Regions from separate parts of the Mus musculus genome. Here region 2 is linked to region 1. The links are chromatin loops, found by intact Hi-C in ENCODE. Cell type or tissue: heart. All regions are shown on one strand. Links, peaks and the distances in the headings refer to the core of each region. The heading gives the core; the rest is flanking DNA. Region 1 has its middle 19 kb from the start of Gm31496. Region 2 has its middle 270 kb from the start of Gm30957.

Region 1 (9,101 bases), core at 1,328-6,327:
TTAAAAAAAGAATAAAACTATTATAAGCAGAAGGAAAAAGAAAATCGGTAATAGTTTTGTGCTCTTGTAAATACTGGATTTGTCTCATTTGACTTTCATGATTTGCTATGTAACAAAATCAGACAACTAGGAACAGCGTGTACCTCCTCCCCACCAAACTTGACCCTCCAGACTAACAAGCAACTAAGCAAGAGCAAGAGCGCCACCCAGGGAGAAACCCTGATGCTCCCTCTTCATCACGTGTTGAAAGGGATTAACCGAGCTCTCCCAGGGCGGCTTTTGTCCTCTACGTCCTTCACACATTTTACTTAAAGAGAAAGTGCAAGAAGACTCAGAGCCTGTCCATTATGTCCTCAGATTTATTGACACGGAAAGTCAGGCCTGAGTGTGAAGGGAGGATCAGAACCCCTGCCCCGTGCCTTTATAAAGCCTTTTCCTTCCTCCTGCTTCTCTTTAATCACAGCCTTTGTGAGGGAAACCTTTGAAGCAATCTCCTCTTTCTCCCCAGGGACTTCCCCCCAGCTTCCCTGGTTACTAGGGCTCTCTCTCCCTGTGGCCTGATCAATTTCAGTAAAAATATTTAAAGCATGTGGCATTGTAATTAAGTGAGCCGATTGTATCCCCATCAGTGTGCAAGACAACAAAACTGTTGTCTGGGGTCCCTTCCAAGGAGCACGGAGGCTGAGTGGAGCCAGTCTTAGTTCATCTGGATTGATTTTTATTTTTTGAAGTGGCTTGTTTGGGGGTAAAGACAGATACTACAGGCTGGGTAAATTATGCGTGTCACTAGGACCGGAAGGAAAATTTGCAGAGGCGTTCTCTAGTATGATTTCCAACTCAGTAGTTTAATTTCTGAACAAAGGTGTCCAATTTCTAGCAGTTAAACCCTCAGTCAGAATAGCTTGTCTTCCAGCAGTGGTCAGTTGCCCACCACAGCTTGCTATCTATCTATCTATCTATCTATCTATCTATCTATCTATCTATCTATCTATCTATCTATCTATCTATTTCTACCTACCTACTTTTCTGCCTGTCATCTGTTCTTTTGGTAAAATAACAACCTCAATAGTGTCTCCAGTGACTACTTATGCTGGGAGCTGCCCCCCACTATTTCAGAGCTGCTGGCTGTCTTTCCTATGTGCCTACCCCCTTCCCTTTATCTTTAAACCATGATTTAGAGGATCTGAAGAGATGGCCCAGCAGTTAAGAGCACTTAAATCTCATGTGAAAGACCAGAGTTTAGTTCCCAGCACCACCTGCTTATAATTCCATCTCTAGTGTATCTGATGCATATGTGTGAACTATCAAGCGTATGTAAGCAAACACACACACACAAGCAAACACATAAATAAAATAAACCCTTTTTATAAGTAAAATGTAAAGGGACAATTAAGAAAAAAGAATTTGAGAATCAAATTCAAAAGGTGCTCTTAGAGAGGGCAGAATGGCCGGTGAAGACAGCCCGTGTACAAAGTTGACCCGAAGCAGGGCAGCTGGGGAGAACCTGAAGCTCTTCCCAGGTGTGGGACCCACACAGAGATGGGAAGGGTGGGCGGTACGTTTGCTTCAATTCTTCGCTTCAGGGCATTGGAGCCCTTTCTGAGGACCAGAGAGGAGTCACCACCATAGAACTGATGCTAATTAGAGCAGACTAGCATGGGGGTGGCCGGGGTAGAGCTGTCGCCTGCATCTCATCAGCCTGGTTCCAGGGCATGGGGACTCCCTTCTTGGCCCCACTGGCCTCCCCCGCCGCGCCCCCCCCCCACTTCCAGGTTAAGAGCCGTCGTGGGTAAGAAAGGGCCTGGCATGCTGTGGTTCTCCAGGAAACAGGCTCTGCTCCCCAGGAAAGTGAAATAACCATCTCCTACATATCTGCATGTGTGCTACGTTCACATTTAATGACATGTTTACATCTTTTTTTTCCCTTGTATATTTTCTTTATTTACATTTCAAATGTTTTCCCCTTTCCTGGTCTCCCCTTCAGAAGCCCCCTATATCATTCCCGCCCTGCCTCTATGAGGGTGTTCCCCTGCCCACCCACTCCCATCCCCCTGCCCTGGCCTTCCCCTACACTGGGGCATCGAACACTATCAGGCCCAAGGGCCTCTCCTCCCGCTGATGTCCAACAAGGCCATCCTGTGCCACATATGTGGCCAGAGCCATGGATCGCTCCATGTGTACTCTTTGGTTGGTGGTCCAGTCTCCGGGAGCTCTGAGGGTCTGGCCAGGTGACATTGTTGCTCCCTCCATGGGGCTGTAAATCCCCTCAGCTCCTTCAGTCCCTTCTCCATCTCTGAGCTCAGTCCAATGGTTGGCTGAGTGCATCCACCTCTGTATTTTTCAGGCTCTGGCAGAGCCTCTCAGGAGACAGCCATATCAGGCTCCCATCAGCAAGCACTTCCCAGCATCCACAATAGTATCTGGGTTCGGTGGCTGTATATGGGATGGATCCTCAGGCAGGGCAGTCTCTGGATGGCCTTTCCTTCAGTCTCTGCTCCACACTATGTCTCCATATTTCCTCCTGTGAGTATTTTGTTCACCTTTCTAAAAAGCACTGAAATATCCACAGTTTGGTCTTTTTTCTTAGACTTAATATAGTCTGTGAATTGAATCTTGGGTATTCCCAACTTTTGGGCTAATGTCCACTTATCAGTGAGTACATATCATGTTTGTTCCTTTGTGACATCCAATAGAGGGATAATATCCAATTTATACAAAGAACTCAAGAAGTCAGACTCCAGAGAACTAAATAACCCTATTAAAAATGGGGAACAGAACTAAACAGAGAATTCTCAACTGAGGAATACCAAATGCCTGAGAAGCACCTAAAGAAATGTTCAACATCCTTAGTCATCAGGGAAACTCAAATCAAAACAACCCTGAGATTCCACCTCACACCAGTCAGAATGGCTAAGATCAAAACCTCAGGTGATAGCAGATGCTGGCAAGGATGTGGAGAAAGAGGAACACTCCTCTATTGCTGGTGGGATTGCAAGCTTGTACAACCACTCTGGAAATCAGTCTGGTATTTCCTCAGAAAATTGGACATAGTACTACCGGAAGACCCGCCATACTACTCCTGGGCATATATCCAGAAGATGTTCCAACTTGTAATAAGGACACATGCTCCACTATGTTCATAGCAGCCTTGTTTATAATAGCCAGAAGCTGGAAAGAACCCAGATGTCCCTCAACAGAGGAATGGATACAGAAAATGTGGTACATTTACACAATGGAGTACTACTCAGCTATTAAAAACAATGACTTCATGAAATTCTCAGGCAAATGGATGGATCTGGAGGATATTACCCTGAATGAAGTGACTCAGTCACAAAGGAACAGACATGTTTAAATCTTAAAGACAACGTTGAATTTTACGAAACGAAGAGCATAAAGAGACAGAGACCAAGTGAAAGCTGTTCCAATCAGAGGCCGCAAAATGGGAAAGGCTAGCCCCTGAGCTGCAGGAAGGGACAATGGCAGAGTAGGTCACAGGATGGAAAGGCAGTTACTCCAGGCTGAGCAGGAGGGTAAAGCGAAGGTCTAAGCCTTCCCTTTCTCACCTATGTCGCTGGGACATCAACCTATACACACATGATTCCTGTAGTGGTCAAAATCCTGAGAGCTGAGACCCAAAGAGAGGCCTTGAAACATCATAACTGGCCACAAAAGGGACAGCAAACATTTCTGAGATTGGCTTTTCTGAGTCCCAGAAGGCAGTCTCCCAGAAGGACTGAGTACCTAATTCTTGCTCTCACCCATGGGAGAAAGAGGGGTGAGGCCTAGCAATGGCTGAGTCCTCCTCTCATGCAAGGTGATGGAAGGGAGAGAGCATAGCTCTAAGGGCTGTCTAGGTGGCGTTGACACAATGACAGTTATGGAGAGAGGCTGTTCCCTGGAGAGACAAATGATGTCTATCAATAAAAAAAAAAAAAAAAAAAATCACTACCCAATTGAGCCACAAAAATCACACACTCATTTCTTCCTCCCGGAAAGTTGAACTTTACAACTTGGCACCCGAGACCTCCTGGAACAGCGCGCCCCCCACCCCCGCGTGATATGAACGACCTGGCGTTATTACTAGTTTTTAATGGGTAACTTATTTGTAAGGAAATCTTGCCCTCTAGCTTTCAAGTGTCAAAAGTGAATTTAACCCGGTGGAAAAGCCGAGTCAGTGGCAGATAAATGGATGGACTCTGCCACCTAGTGGACACTTTTCATAGGACACCCTTATGATTCCAAGTGAGTTCATGTTCAAGTCATAAAACTAATTCTTTGAACGATTGGGTTTTATTTATTTTTTACTTCTTCCCCTTGGTTCCTTGTTTATTACTTCTTCCTATATATTGCTTTGGGGTTTGGTATATTCTTGTTTTTCTAAAGCCTTAATACATGCACTAATTTATTCAAGGTCTCTTAAATTTTCTTTCCTTTCTGTTTTTTGCTTCCCTCCATTTTCATGTGTTTGGGTATTTTGCCTGCATGTATGCCTTTGTAACACGTGTGTAAAGTGCCCTTGAATGCCATGAGAGGCTGTTGGACATCTTGAGAGTGTAGTAACAGATGGTTGTGAGTCACCATATGGTTGTTGGGAACTGGATCCCAGTCTTCTGGAAGAGCAGCCAGTGCTCTCAACCACTGAGCCATGTCTTCAGGCCCACTTCTCTTAATGTAGGCATTTAGGACCACAAGCTTTCCAGTTAGTACTGCCTTCATTGTGGTTTACAGCTATTTATTTCTTTGTCTTCATTCAATCCTGGTTGGGTTTTTTGTTTTTTTGGGTTTTGTTGTTGTTGTTGTTTGCTTGTTTGGGGGGGTTGTTTATTTGTTTGTTTTGTTTTGTGAAGACTTCTTAAGTAACCCATACATCATTCCACAATGTGTTTAACCTCTCTGAGTTTGTGCTCTCTCTGTGGTCTCTATTGTGGTCGAGACTACCTTTGTTCCACTGGAATCAGACAGACTACAGTTAGTTACTTGGATTTTCCAGTATTTGTTGGGTCTTGCTTTGTGTCCTAAGACAGGGTCCATTTTGTGGAAAGTTGCATGGGCTGCTGAGAAGAATGTGTATGCCTAGTGTTTTGGTGTAACGTTCTGTAGATGCGTGTTAGGTCCGCCGACTTATGATGTCTGACGTCATTTACCTGCAACGTTTCTCCGTGGTTTTGGCTGAATGCCCTTGTCTATCTCTTGTGAAAATGGGGGATTGAGGCCATCAGCTCTTGCCAGTTAATGGTGCTTTGCATCTGGCAGTGTTTGTTTTGTGAATTGGGTTGCACCTGAGTTTGGATTTACACTTCCCTGCCTGTGGACTTTTCGTTCATCTGCAGCAAGGCAACCTTCATGTGCATCAAAGGTGTCAGAAGCTTCTCTTCGTGGAAAAGGAGGGCTCGGTAAGGCCGTTGTGGCTTGTGTAGATTCTGTGATCTATCACCAACTGACCTTTTTAAACAAAGATTTATTTATTTATTTATTTATTATATGTAAGTACACTGTAGCTGTCTTCAGACACTCCAGAAGACAGCATCAGATCTCATTATACATGGTTGTGAGCCACCATGTGGTTGCTGGGATTTGAACTCAGGACCTCTGGAAGAGCAGTCAGTGCTCTTAACCGCTGAGCCATCTCTCCAGGCCCCTCCAACTGAGTTTTAAAATTTATCTATTCACCGTGGAAGTTAAAATGGTCTTCTGGTAATTCCCGCTGGTAACATATGGGGCCAGAGATCACAGGAAGAGCGCACAGCCCTGACACTGATCAAAGTTGATCAAACCAGCTCAGAATCTACTGGGGCAGCAGGGACCTGAACGGACAGTGACTACAGGGGACTGTCAGCTTGTGTCAAGTGCACACATGTTTGCCAACGCAAGCAGCTTAGCCTTGGAAAGACATTATCCTGCCTACCACTGGTCTGGACCAGCTTTTCTTAACCATGGAGCGCATGGTACTAGTTACCTTTTTTTGCTGACTCAAGAAACAGATGAAATGTATTTTCCCCCATCATGAAAATTCATGGAGTTGAGAAAATATTTAACTTAGATGGGAACTGATATCATTTGAATATTTGTGTCCTCTGAAGCTAGGGTTGGGGTTTAATTGCCATTGAAATAGTATGAGGAGCTGAATTCAGTCTTAAAGGAATTAGTTATGGTCTGTTGAATGTTTGCCTGGAATGCAATTTCTGGCTTCTTGTATCCCTTACGCCATGTAAACAACGTAACAGCAACCAAAGCTCAGAAGCCATAAATGGATTGGTGCTGTTGTGTTTTGAGCGCAGAGCGTTATAAAGCCAGTCCACCTCTTTGTGGCTTGTCCCTTAAATGAATTTGCTTGCCTTGCCACCCCTCTGATGCCGACGGAACATTCCAAGACCCTCACCACGTGTGGCCCCTCAGTTTGGGGCTTAATGATTCTAAGCTCCGGATGATCGGTAAGGATGAGCTAGCTGCCTCATTCACCATCTAACGGACAGCTGCTGCTGTCGGGGTGCGGGGCGTGGGGGGGGGGACTCTGACAGCTGGATCATGGAAATACGGCATGTAGCCTCAAAAAGCACTTAGTAGATTCATTGAAAGAAAAAGAATGACCAGGAATGAACACAAACCTTTCTGAATGGAGGGCCTTCTGGATGTAGAGGAAGGCCAGAGTCCACAGCGCTGGGTGGGATAGTGCTCACAGGAGACTACTCCTGGGCATCCTTCATCCTCTCCAGAGACACCATGTGACACAGTGTGTGGTAGATGTTCAGGAGAAGAGGACAGAGGTGTCCACTGCCCTTAGGCCCAGAAGGCTGCTTGAATTCTCGGCATGTCTTCTCAACGATCCTCAGTGGGGATTCTAGCCAACCGCCCTTGGGATGAGTGGCTAGGCACAAGGTTGTAAAAGAATGGATCTATATACCAAGCTGTAGTTCTGTGGTTTCATCTAGGTGTGTACACATATCACCAAAGCCTTGTTTCTCAAGAACAGGGCACACAGCTCCTAGAGGCTAGCACCTCTCACCTCCCATGTTCTTCCTTTATAAGAAAAGGGAAACCAGGTCATAGGGAAGAGACAAGAAAGGATTGCTTCAAAACAGCATATGCTGTTTTGTGCAGCAGTGAGTACCACAGACATGTTTTCCAGGAAGGACCACCAATGTCTGCTATTGTTTTTGACCATTTAGGAAACGTTTATGAAAGACACACATTTCCCTTTGGCCATGGGTCCTTCCTCCAAGCTAAGGAAGTGAGTCTGACAGCGACTGTCCAAAGATCTTTCTTGATTGTGAGAGATCTAGGGATGTAGTTTACTGGTGTTTGTTGCAAACTGATGGAACTCCTCCGTCGACAACCTGGAAAATGACTCAACCCTGTGTTCTGCAAGAAGAGATCGCCGTGCTCAGATTAAAGCCGACCCTGCCACTGAAGATCTGTGTCTGAGATGAAGCCCAACAGGACTTCCTTCTTTCCTTGCCATCTCTCTTCTGAAGTTCATCTCCAGGGATAGCCTTAGCTCACTACAAGCTCAGCAGCCAAGCAGGAATGTGTGGCAAAGCAGCCAAGGAAGGGGAGGTCCTCTGCATGGAACTCCAGCTGCCCTGATTGTTCAGATAGAAGCCTCATTTAAAAAATCACCCCCGTTGGCCAGCAAGATGGTTCAGTGGTTATGGATGCTGGACACCAAGTCTAATCTTCCTTGGAAGCCACATAGTAGAAGGGGAGAACACACTGCTGAGAGCTGTGCTGTGACCTCCACATGCATGCACCCCCATACTCCCAATAAATAAATAAATAAATATTTAAAAAATAGCCTCCACATTTTTCTGTCACATTCTCATGATGAACTCCATAGATGATGAAAATGGCCCAACCAATTATAGTATTCCCAACAATGACTTAGTTTATAATGTCTAAATAACTTAATTTTTTTTGAGACAGGGTTTCTCTGTGTGGCTCTAGCTGACTTGGGACTCTCTCTGTAGGCCAGACTGGCCTCTAACTCATAGAGATCCACCTGCCTCTGCCTCCCCAGTGCTAGGCGAGTGCTAAACATGTGTGCCACCACACCCGGCCAGATAGTTACTTTTTATCTGCACAGATCTTGAGTGAGCACTATGGTTTTAGAGGTGTTCCAGCTCTAAACCTTGGCAAGGGAAACAGATCTGAGGTGGAAGGGTCTAGAGTTGGGGTCCAGTCTTTAGGCCACCACAACTCAATTTCTCACATTAGACCTCCATCTGCAGCTCCTCTTGCCTGGTTACACACACTCATCATAAGGCCACCAAGGGCATGTTCAGAACTTTGAACTTGATCTACTTGAGGACATGACAGGCACTGTTCTATGAGAACACCACCACCACCAAAAACAACAACAACACTCCACCTTTTCATTATTGTCTCTCTGTGTGTGATGTCATGGTATTGCCTGGGTACACTGGATAAAACATGGTAGATACTAAATTTCAAAGATGCCCCCAAAGCCCTGGGAATGATAAAACGTTATACTGGAGTCAGAGAATTTGGAGCAGGTCAGTACTTTTTATTTATTTTTCTTTCTGAGGCAGGGTCTCATGCATCACAAGCCGACCTCGAGCTCAACAAGGAGATAATGATGACCTTGGACTTCTACTCCTGCCTTCCCAGTTTATGCAGTACTAGGAAACTCACTCAGGGTGGACAAGCACTCTACCCACTGAGCTATATCCCCAACGCCAAGAGATTGATTTTAATAGCATCTTGACTATATCTATTTACACACTAACCTATCTGCTTAATAGTAAGAATGACCTGTGCTAACCTTCAAGACAACCTCAGAGACACATTGCTAATGCGCTGTTTTGGATAAAAAAAAAAAACTCCTTTTAGAGAGTTTGCATAGTTTGCTCCAACCCCTAGAGACAGTGATATGCTTTCGAGGGTGACCCAAGTGCTGATGCCATTTCTTCCCACATATTCTCAAGAGGAGAGACAAAAAAGTGACCATCTGTTAAAAAGAAAAAAAAAAATCAGATCCACAGGTAGAGGATAGGAAAGCAAAGATCACAGCCTATGGATCTAATCTGTAATAAGGGGAAAGCCGGCCAAGGCTTCGCGTCCACCTGACTGGGATAAATTCCAGG
Region 2 (9,101 bases), core at 2,024-7,023, 1.6 Mb before region 1:
AGTAACGTTTCTCCTGGTGACTGTGATGGTGGAGCTCTGTTAGCTACGGAGCCGCTTACTTTTTTTCATAGATATCCCGAGATCTTTGGAATTAGCAATCAGTATGATGTAAATTTGACATACAGTACTTCAGAAATAATTTAACTTTAGGGAAGTGGGGAAATTTGTCTCTTTTTAAATTTAAAATCACAACTATTGTTCAAGTAAATGTCATGGAAGTACCAAAAGTGGCTGTGTCTCTTGATCTTGTGCTAAGTTAAACTCTGGCATGATTACAATGTGACTATAGGCTTTGGGCATTAATTATAGTTGCTGAAAAAAAGCATTCCTTCTTTCCTCATGCCCTGTGTGTCTCAATATTCATACCCATGTATCATAAGTACATGGGGGATGACTTAATTATACAGCTGAGCTGTGGAGCAAGCTAGAGGTAGAGCTAGGATGGATATCTAAGCCCATGCTGACGCCTTACAGAGCATGGCTTTTATAACCACCACTCACAGTAGTGATGGCACAAAAGCCTGTTAGGCTACCTGCCACTTGAATACTACATGCCACTTAGTATATGCACCACCACCCCCATACACCAAGTGAGCCCTGTGCTGTAATGGACCTTCTGTTCATATTATTTCCTTATTACAGATAACCATAAAATCTCACTGAATACTTCAAGGCGTAGACAGATAGACTGAATAAGAACTATCAGGAGTAAGGAACTGAGGCTGAAGAAGTCTTGCTCTCTGATCCCACACACCTGCTAGGATGAGTTGCCTCTGAAACTTTACAGGCAAATAAATAAAAGGCCTACCTGATGTAGTACGATGAATGGAATTACTTAACATTCAATTATGGAACACCCAATTGGAGAGAATGACATCTATCTAAAACTATATTCTCTTATCATCATGTTTTACAGGTACCCCCTACATTAAAATCGCTCTTTGCCTATTAAGAATCACTTTCTCCCTATAAGTTCTGAAGTGTCCTTCCAATGGGATCTTGCCAAATTACCCACTCAGTTCCTATCAAAGTCAAGCATTTCTATGTTCTAAGCATTGATTTGTTTTCTTCCTTTAAGTTTTGGTGTGCCTCAGTAGATGTATCTGAATTAAGACCTCAGCGTACTAGGAGAGCCAAGCAGTTCTAATCACAGAAATACAAATTATCCATGAACGTTATTTACTGTGTGTCAGCAAATCCAAGGGCTGTCTTTGTCAAGGGTTAAAACTGTGTTGCATCGTTTGTGTGTTTTTTGGTTGTGAGCCTAGACTGGTAACAATGGCAGCAGGGGCTGTCTCTGATTCTTTTGATAGCTTTGGAACCCCTTTCCTTATACTGGATTGCTTTGTCTAGTCTTAAAGTGAGGGGAGGTGCCTATCTTACTGCAACTTGATATGCTATGTTTAATTGATAGCCATGGGAGGGCTTCTCTTTTCTGAGGAGGAGTCGATGCAGAAGGGAGGTCAGATGGAAGAAGAGGAGGTAGGAAAACTCTGGTCAGGATGTGAGAATTAACAAACACAACAAACAAACAAAATCCCATCTGGTAACATGTGATCTAAGGAAGTAAAATCCATTTATCAATTTGCTCTGTGATCTCAATCTCTTCTTCTTCTTCTTCTTCTTCTTCTTCTTCTTCTTCTTCTTCTTCTTCTTCTTCTTCTTCCTCCTCCTCCTTTCCTCTCTTCCTTCCTTCTTTCCTTCCTTCCTTCAGTTTCTCATGTAACCAAAGACACCACTGACCTCACTATGAAGGCAAAGATGACTTTGATCTTCTTATAATGAGCCTGCTTCTTTCTCCTAAGAGATGGAATTATAACCATGTGCTGCCATACCGGGATTTATGCAGTGCTGGGGATTAAAACCAGGGTTCTTTGTAAGCTAGGCAGGCACAATACAACTGATCTCCCACGCCGATTCAGTACAAGCATTTCTACTTCGCATCAACACGTGCTGGAATCATCTACCTCCCCTGATTTGTCCCCGTGAAAGAGGATATTGGTTTTGCTCGTACTATCTTTAAATTATCAGCCTATCTACTATGTACTCACCTGCCCCTGTCTGTGCAGTTGAAAAGTAGAGAAATTCGACAAGTACCACCAGTAGAGGGCGCAGATGCTCCATGTAAATGTCTTTCATTAAGAACGAATCAGAACCAAAGGCTTTCCTAAATGATCAATCTCATCACTAGAGTCTGTCAGAATCCCTCAGAAGACAAAAAAAAAAAAAAAAAAACAAAAAAAAAAAAACAAAAAAAACTTATATTTAAACCTTATATTTTATTGATTACAGAAGTGAAATATCAATGAAAGGAGAGATGTCTTTTGCTATGGTGACAGAGGACAATGAAAGCCAATCACGTTGCATTTCTCCGAGTATTGTAAAGTCATGCTTCCTGAGTGAAGATCCTGAGGTCAAAGAGCTCAGTGCTACAAGTCAACGGGATATCTGAGGGGCAAATGAATCAGACTGAGGGAGCAAGAATTGGTGAAGGGGATGCCTTGATCCCCGTGTTTTAGAGCGGAAGGTCCTGTGTTGGAATTAACCAGCTATAATTCTGGATTTATGATCACGTAATAGCAGCATTAAAAGTGGACAGCAGCAGTATTCAATGAACGGATATCACATTGCATTATGGCCAGGACTAAGGTAAGAACCAATAGCAGCTTAAATAGCACATAGGATTCATAAAGAATAGGTTACAGCTGAGCATAGAGATCAGGGCACCTGCATTTACCATCAGGCTGAGGCAGAAGCAGAGCCAGCTAAATGCCAGCTGTTGCCATCTTAACCCTTTCTGCTAAGCACACAAATTTAAAGCACAACGATGGTTTGTGTCCACAGATACACGAAATATCCCAAGGTGTACAAGCTGCTGCATCTGGGCCAATCACTATGGCCAGTTTAAATCTGACTGTAGGGGTTCTGCCATTGTTTTTAGTTTGTTTGTTTGCTTTGTCTATAAAGTATGTAATAGAATGGGGAAGGAGTAAACAGAAACAGCCAAGACTGACAAAGAACTATGAGGAAAATTCAACAAAGCTGTGGCCAATCAATAGGATAGCTGCAGAAAGAGTACTGTGCCTACTCTTAGTGTTGACATGAATTGAATAAAAAACCACGGCCCCCACAGTTTGAGCACTATTCGCCATCCAGTTACAACATTGGGACACTTAATAAAGGCATGGCCCTAGGAGACCTGTTCTGTAAGAAACCAAAAGCCACTTGTTAAAGGCCATCACTGTGTAAGAGAAAGACAGAGAATGCTGCAGGAGGATTGGACAGGTTTCCCAAACCTGGAGGCTACAGAAGACTTTGATGTAAGCCGTTTTCTTAGTCTGATACAGTCCCGTCTCAGACCAAAGTTATCAGAGGCAATGAGAAGTCACTGTGAAGCCAGGCAAGCTCTTAACAAACTCAGGTTCCTCTTGTGCCATGTGATTAGGTTACAATAATTTGCTAACATGACTTGCAGCTCTAAAATCCCACATTTATGAATGTAAACCACAGTCCCATTGTGAGTTAGAATTTTGCAATCTTCGGGCAAATAACGCTCACATACCGTGTCATCTTCATATGCACACAATATTCTTAGTGTTAAACAACCAACTGAAAAGTTAGTGCAGTACACCCAATCCATGCTTCTATTAAATTCATGGTCAGTTCATCCACAAGATGTCACTGTCTGCCACCATTTGTATTATAATCAGCTTGACCTTTCCTCTATGGCTTTTTCTGCACTTACGTTGATTCAAGTACATTGAGAACAAAACCATTTTTGATGATCTGATACATAAAATTGTATTCAAATTAACAGATCTCAAAGAGTGTATCCATATGTGTTTGGATAGTAGTACCTCAAAGTCTTCTCACATTATCCACTGGCGTTTAACATAAAAATAAAGGCTAGAAGCATACAATTTTATGAAAAGATCCTGTTGCAGGAGAATATGCAAGAGAATAAAAGAAGTTTTCATCATCTTGTGGGGGAATGGGAAAGGATGTTTGCTTTATCTTATAAAATGGCAAGACAGAAAGTCCCGGCCATGTTACGGTGTTTTGCCTCAGATCTTGGCATGACCTGAGGAGTCAGAGAGCAGTAGATATCCAGAGAACCACTCTGAGACTTAAAGTCCTGCAGACTTGGCCCTTTCTGCAGAGTTTTATCACCACTGGTGTCCTCATTTGTGGGAATCTTATCACCATTCAACCTCATGAGCCACACCAGTGCTAGATTGTACCATGCCTTCTGGCTCAGCAGTCCACAGATAACACCTTACCAAAGATAACCTTACCAGATTTAGTGATGTTCCTGTGCCCTACAAGGGAAAGCATGAGAATACTGAGTTCAGGGACTTGTATAATAAAATGCTTCTGTGACAATTTTATCTCTGTTGCCTGCATTTGGCATACTCTTGGAGCTACTCTTAGAAAAACCGTTCTTACATTTAATTGACTGCATAAACTCAAATCACAACTATCAGCACCATCCGATGGTTGCTAGATTCAACCTGTGATCTCTAGGGCCCCCACCACAATGAACAGACTCTAGGAATCATTTTCCGACATTAATTGGAGGACTGACAATGCAAGAATAACAATCAAATGATCAATCTCGATTTTCCAGAACTGCAGTACTCGCAGAGGCCACTGGAGGTCAGTCTTCATTCTAAAACAGGAATCAATTTTGTCACATGTCTTGTCTTACCCCTGCCTGGCTTTGGAGTTTGGATATGTAAGTCAATTTTACATTCTATTATCTTGTGTAGGACTGTTAATTCTATCTAAGACTAATTATATTTTCAATGAATATACAAATTAAAAAGAACACAGATTTTATTTTGTTCTTTGATACATCCACATACCTTCCTACTTTCTTCCTGTTGAGTTCTCTATTAGTTTACAATTTCCACATTAAAGACGTGCTAACGTAACACGGTGACCCTGAGCATCCCATGCTCCGTACCTGTGAAATTTGTGGTCCCATTGTTGATGTCAATAGCACCATAAAGCTAACCAATGTTTTCTTATTGTTTTCAGATTCTTTCTGATGTTCCCAAGACTTTAGGTTCACTGACACTGCACCCATTAATTTGCTTTGGATGGATGCTAGACATCTGGTAGACATATAGAACTAAGTATAAAAGAACTCAGGTTCAAACTCTTATTCTACCATGTATTAACTGAGTGACTCTGATAAAAACTATGTATCCAATGTTGGCCTCCGTCCTCAGTTATTGAATAAAAGTAATATTAACATGTCCCACATGGATGCTCACGAGGACAGAAACAGTGCTTTATTCATGCTAATGATGGCCAGGTTGGTAGATTCATGTTAAAGTTTTAGGAACAGCTATGTCATTGTCCCAGAAGCTAGACTTTGAAGTACATCCTAGAGCAGCTTCATTTCAGAAAAGATGGTGTTACCAACTTTGTGCGAAAGAAGAGGAAATGTAGGAGGAGCAACTGTGTGAAAATCCAGGAGTAACCAATTCCTAGGCACAACTCAGTCAACCAGATAGAGAGTGGGCACAGGGCCCTGGAGCCTGCATTGGACATGCACCATTGCTTTCTGGGCCCCGCATTGTCTTCTAACAAGTTTCTGCATTCCAGGCTTAGTGTTCACTGCTGCACCTGATGGGCAACCAGAATGTCTTGGGTCAACATGTTTCCAGGCTAACAGAAGGCAGACAGGTTTTATCTTCCGTTAGGGCAGATGTCCCTCTTTAGTGCTGTGGAAAAACTGACTGGAGACTATGCCGTATCACCCTGGTCTTTAGAGTGAGTCTACAGACAAGTAGAGAATACTTTCTGTGGAGAACAGTGACATCTCCGTCCTCATGTATACTTAAGGAAGTTGAACACCAAGTTCCCCACTGCCCTAACTCTTTTTGAAATTGGACAGAATACTTTTAACTCTGTCAGATTTGTTTTTCTCAATTCCTAGACTTGCTTCCAAAATTAGATCCAAATAAAGTTTGTTCTATCCCATTTGATAAGATGGACAGGTGCAACTTCAAAGAAACTTCCAACTTGACAAATCCAACTGGGATTTCATGACTGAATGACATTTCCAATGCCACCGTGTCTTCATGGCTTGGCATTCTCAGGACTTCTCAGCATCCTGAACCGATTTTATCTTAGGTAAACTGCTTTTGTGGCTCTTCCCATCTCTCCTTGCCTAGAGGTACCACTTACCTCATCCCACGTGCTTTGCTACTTTCACCTGAATTGTGACCAGTGTATAAACTTGAGATCTCTGATGCATGCATGTACAAGAGGCCTGTAGAGTTTACTGACTGGTTATTTGTGTGGCAGTCATTTAGGACTTTATGTAAAGAATTTCAAATGTGTCATAAATGTTCCTGCCTATCATAAACAATCATTCCAAAAGATATGCAATAAAGATTATTCAAGAAAGCATGGGCAAGCATGCTACTTTAATTATTTTACTGAGTAATAAATAATTAATTGACTATAGAATATAAATGTGACTTTAGGATATGACAGCATTATAACTCTTCTAATATACTTCAGCCAAACATTTGGTTGAGGAGGTGTATTTGAATTTGTAGAGATCTCTGGCAGGGGTACTGTTGCTTTCCTTACATGGATTCCATTATGTTAACATGTGCTTTATGGCCAAACTAGAATTAATCTATTGATTTGGACTCGTGATACCTATTTTCATTCGTCACAATTCAGTTCTTCATTTGTGGGGCTGATTCATAGAGACTAAAAAGAAACAAAATTAAAAAAAAAATTCCCTGCTGCTATAGTAGCAGGTATCAGAGAAAGAATCTTCCCATTATAATTGGTCAAGGCAATGTTTATTCATCTGCTAGAAGGCTTGGTTTCCCAGAGCCCATTGTTCTGTTTCCCTATGCCTGTTTACCGGCGGCAGATTTCACCTGTGGTATTTTCATTTGTCTGTTGAGTTTAAAAGAACATTGAATTAATTTTCTTGGATAAAGAAACCCAGTGATATAATAAAGAGATGCTTTATGTCAATTTAGAACGAAACCCAAATCCTTTGTTTTCAAAATTATCTTTTATGAAAAGAAAGAGTAGCATTCAAAATTATATCTGATGCATTTGATGTATACACATGATTATGTATATATTATTTTGTACTTACAATCAAATACTATTCTAGCGATAGGGTATCATTTAAATACAAACCAAGCTTTCTTTAAAATTAGATTTGGGTAAAGTTCTCTTCAACCTGCTCACTTTCTTCCGATCCATAACTCAGAGCACTTTTTATCTTGTCACAAAGAACCCATCAGTCAGCCTTCACATGTGAACTTCTCATCTCTTTTTGTTGTTCTTTATTTTTTTAGGGGTGGAGTTTACTTGCATAAAGATTGAAGGATGAATGAGAAAAAAGAAAGAAAAAAAAAAACTTAAACCCATAAGCTGTGGATGGTGACTTCAAGCATAAAGTTAGAGTGTCATTCGTGGTACTGTAAAATAGTAACCTCACTGAGAATCAAAGTCATGGGTTTTTTTGTTTTGTTTTGTTTTGTTTTTTTTGTTTTTTTTCCCCCCAGCGCCTCTTTGTGACAAACACATTATGTCAGCTCCACTAGCTCATTTGTCTGCTGCAGTTCCACTTTATCAGGCTGAAGTAAAAAGAATTGATGTGTCTGGGGAGATAAAGTAAATGGAAACTGGGGGCTCATTCCAATGTGCTGTACTTTGATGTATTTTGCAAACCTGAGAGCAGCAGCTGTAACACTAGTTACTGTTTGTATTTAAATATTGTACATTAGACTCTGAAAAGCTGTTTTATAATACCCCCACCTTTTCTCCCTTTTAGCACCTACTGGCTTCCAGATTGTTCTCTTTGCTTTTATTTCCATTGTGTCTACAGATATTTTCATGGCTTGTGCTTTCAAGAGCCTTTGTCTTTTACTAACAAGCCAGGAAAACAAGTCAAGATTCTTTGCAAATGCTCCTTGAAAAAAATTTTAACTTTAATATTCACTTGAATTGGCTTCATTGCTTTATGGTGTCAGGCTGGAGATTTTGTGAATTATTAAGATTTATGTGGCTTCAATATCTGACATTGCTGAACAAAAATCCCACCAAATTTAACATAACAAATACATCCTCTTTAACAAGGGATGAAGGGCAACAGGAAGCTACTTTTAAAATCACATCTTAACATAATTTATGTTCATCACAATAAAAAAATCCTTACTGTAATGCAAAATGTACATCAATGGAACAAAAGTTACAACCAAATGTATTAGGAAAAATAGAACCGTGTTATGTCTCAAATTCTTAAGCATGAACAAGTTTTCACTACAGATACTTCTACTAGAACCGATGGCGTTTGCATAGTTTTAGAGAATCAGAGGGTTTACTGATCTGGCTCTACAGGAAAATGTGGTATTTTTCAATAATAATCAACGAGCCTCTTTCATGTGCCCTTTAATTTTGAAAACATTAAAGAAAATAAGTTACTGAGAACAACAGATCACAAGCAGAAGCCTAAAATGTTTCTCATTCATTACCTAAAGGTTTTAATTAAGGTTTTTGGAGTCCTCTTTTGATTTACCTTCAATATCTACTTTATCGCCTTCTTCGATAGTCTTGTTGCACACAGTTGCTATCATGACTTAAAACTGGATGTTATGAATATGATCGTGTTCAAAGAGATGGCGCCAGATATTATGCATATTAATTCCTTAGCCCTTCAAAGTGAGGGAGGGAGCTCCTGTGACAGCCAAACGTGGAGAGGAGTGACTGAAGTGACCAGCCACATTCTTCTACCAATACATTTAGCTGGAACTAAATCAGCCTCTGATCCCTCTGCTGATTGTGGGCTTTCTCAAGCTGCCTTTATGAGACACAGGAAGACAAGATGATCGGCTCGCATCCTTAAAGAGGAACTTGATCCTGCTGGAAACATCCTAATGGAAAATGTGGCTTGGGATGAGGGGAGCTTGTGATGGAGTGGCAGCTTGGCCATGCCACAAGTCATCTGATATCAGCTGTCTAACTTCCCATTCCAAATTTCCAGAAAGCTCTTTTGCATATGGAATGAGTACTCAGGGAAAGAAAACTGTAATCAAGGGTCTGCGCTGATATCC

Evidence for each region. Hi-C counts contacts between places; a loop is a spot of excess contacts. Peaks named below come from ENCODE experiments on the same cell type or tissue, not always from the same donor. Only the 100,000 strongest peaks of a DNase experiment are listed, where the experiment ranks them.
Region 2: a loop joins it to region 1, with 9 times the contacts of the local background. A loop is called at or near these places in 23 of 42 quality-filtered maps.

What each region holds. Positions count from the first base shown.
Region 1 is chr2:10,284,531-10,293,631 of GRCm38, forward strand. No RefSeq gene overlaps it. Among named protein-coding and RNA genes, the nearest start is that of Gm31496, 19 kb to the right of the region's middle. In heart, for the core only: a CTCF peak has its summit at 4,204 (motif pointing left); no DNase peak of the experiment used is centred there; H3K27me3 peaks cover 640 bases.
Region 2 is chr2:8,672,094-8,681,194 of GRCm38, forward strand. No RefSeq gene overlaps it. Among named protein-coding and RNA genes, the nearest start is that of Gm30957, 270 kb to the right of the region's middle. In heart, for the core only: CTCF peaks have their summits at 2,100 (motif pointing right), 3,666 (motif pointing right) and 4,645 (motif pointing right); no DNase peak of the experiment used is centred there; H3K27me3 peaks cover 272 bases.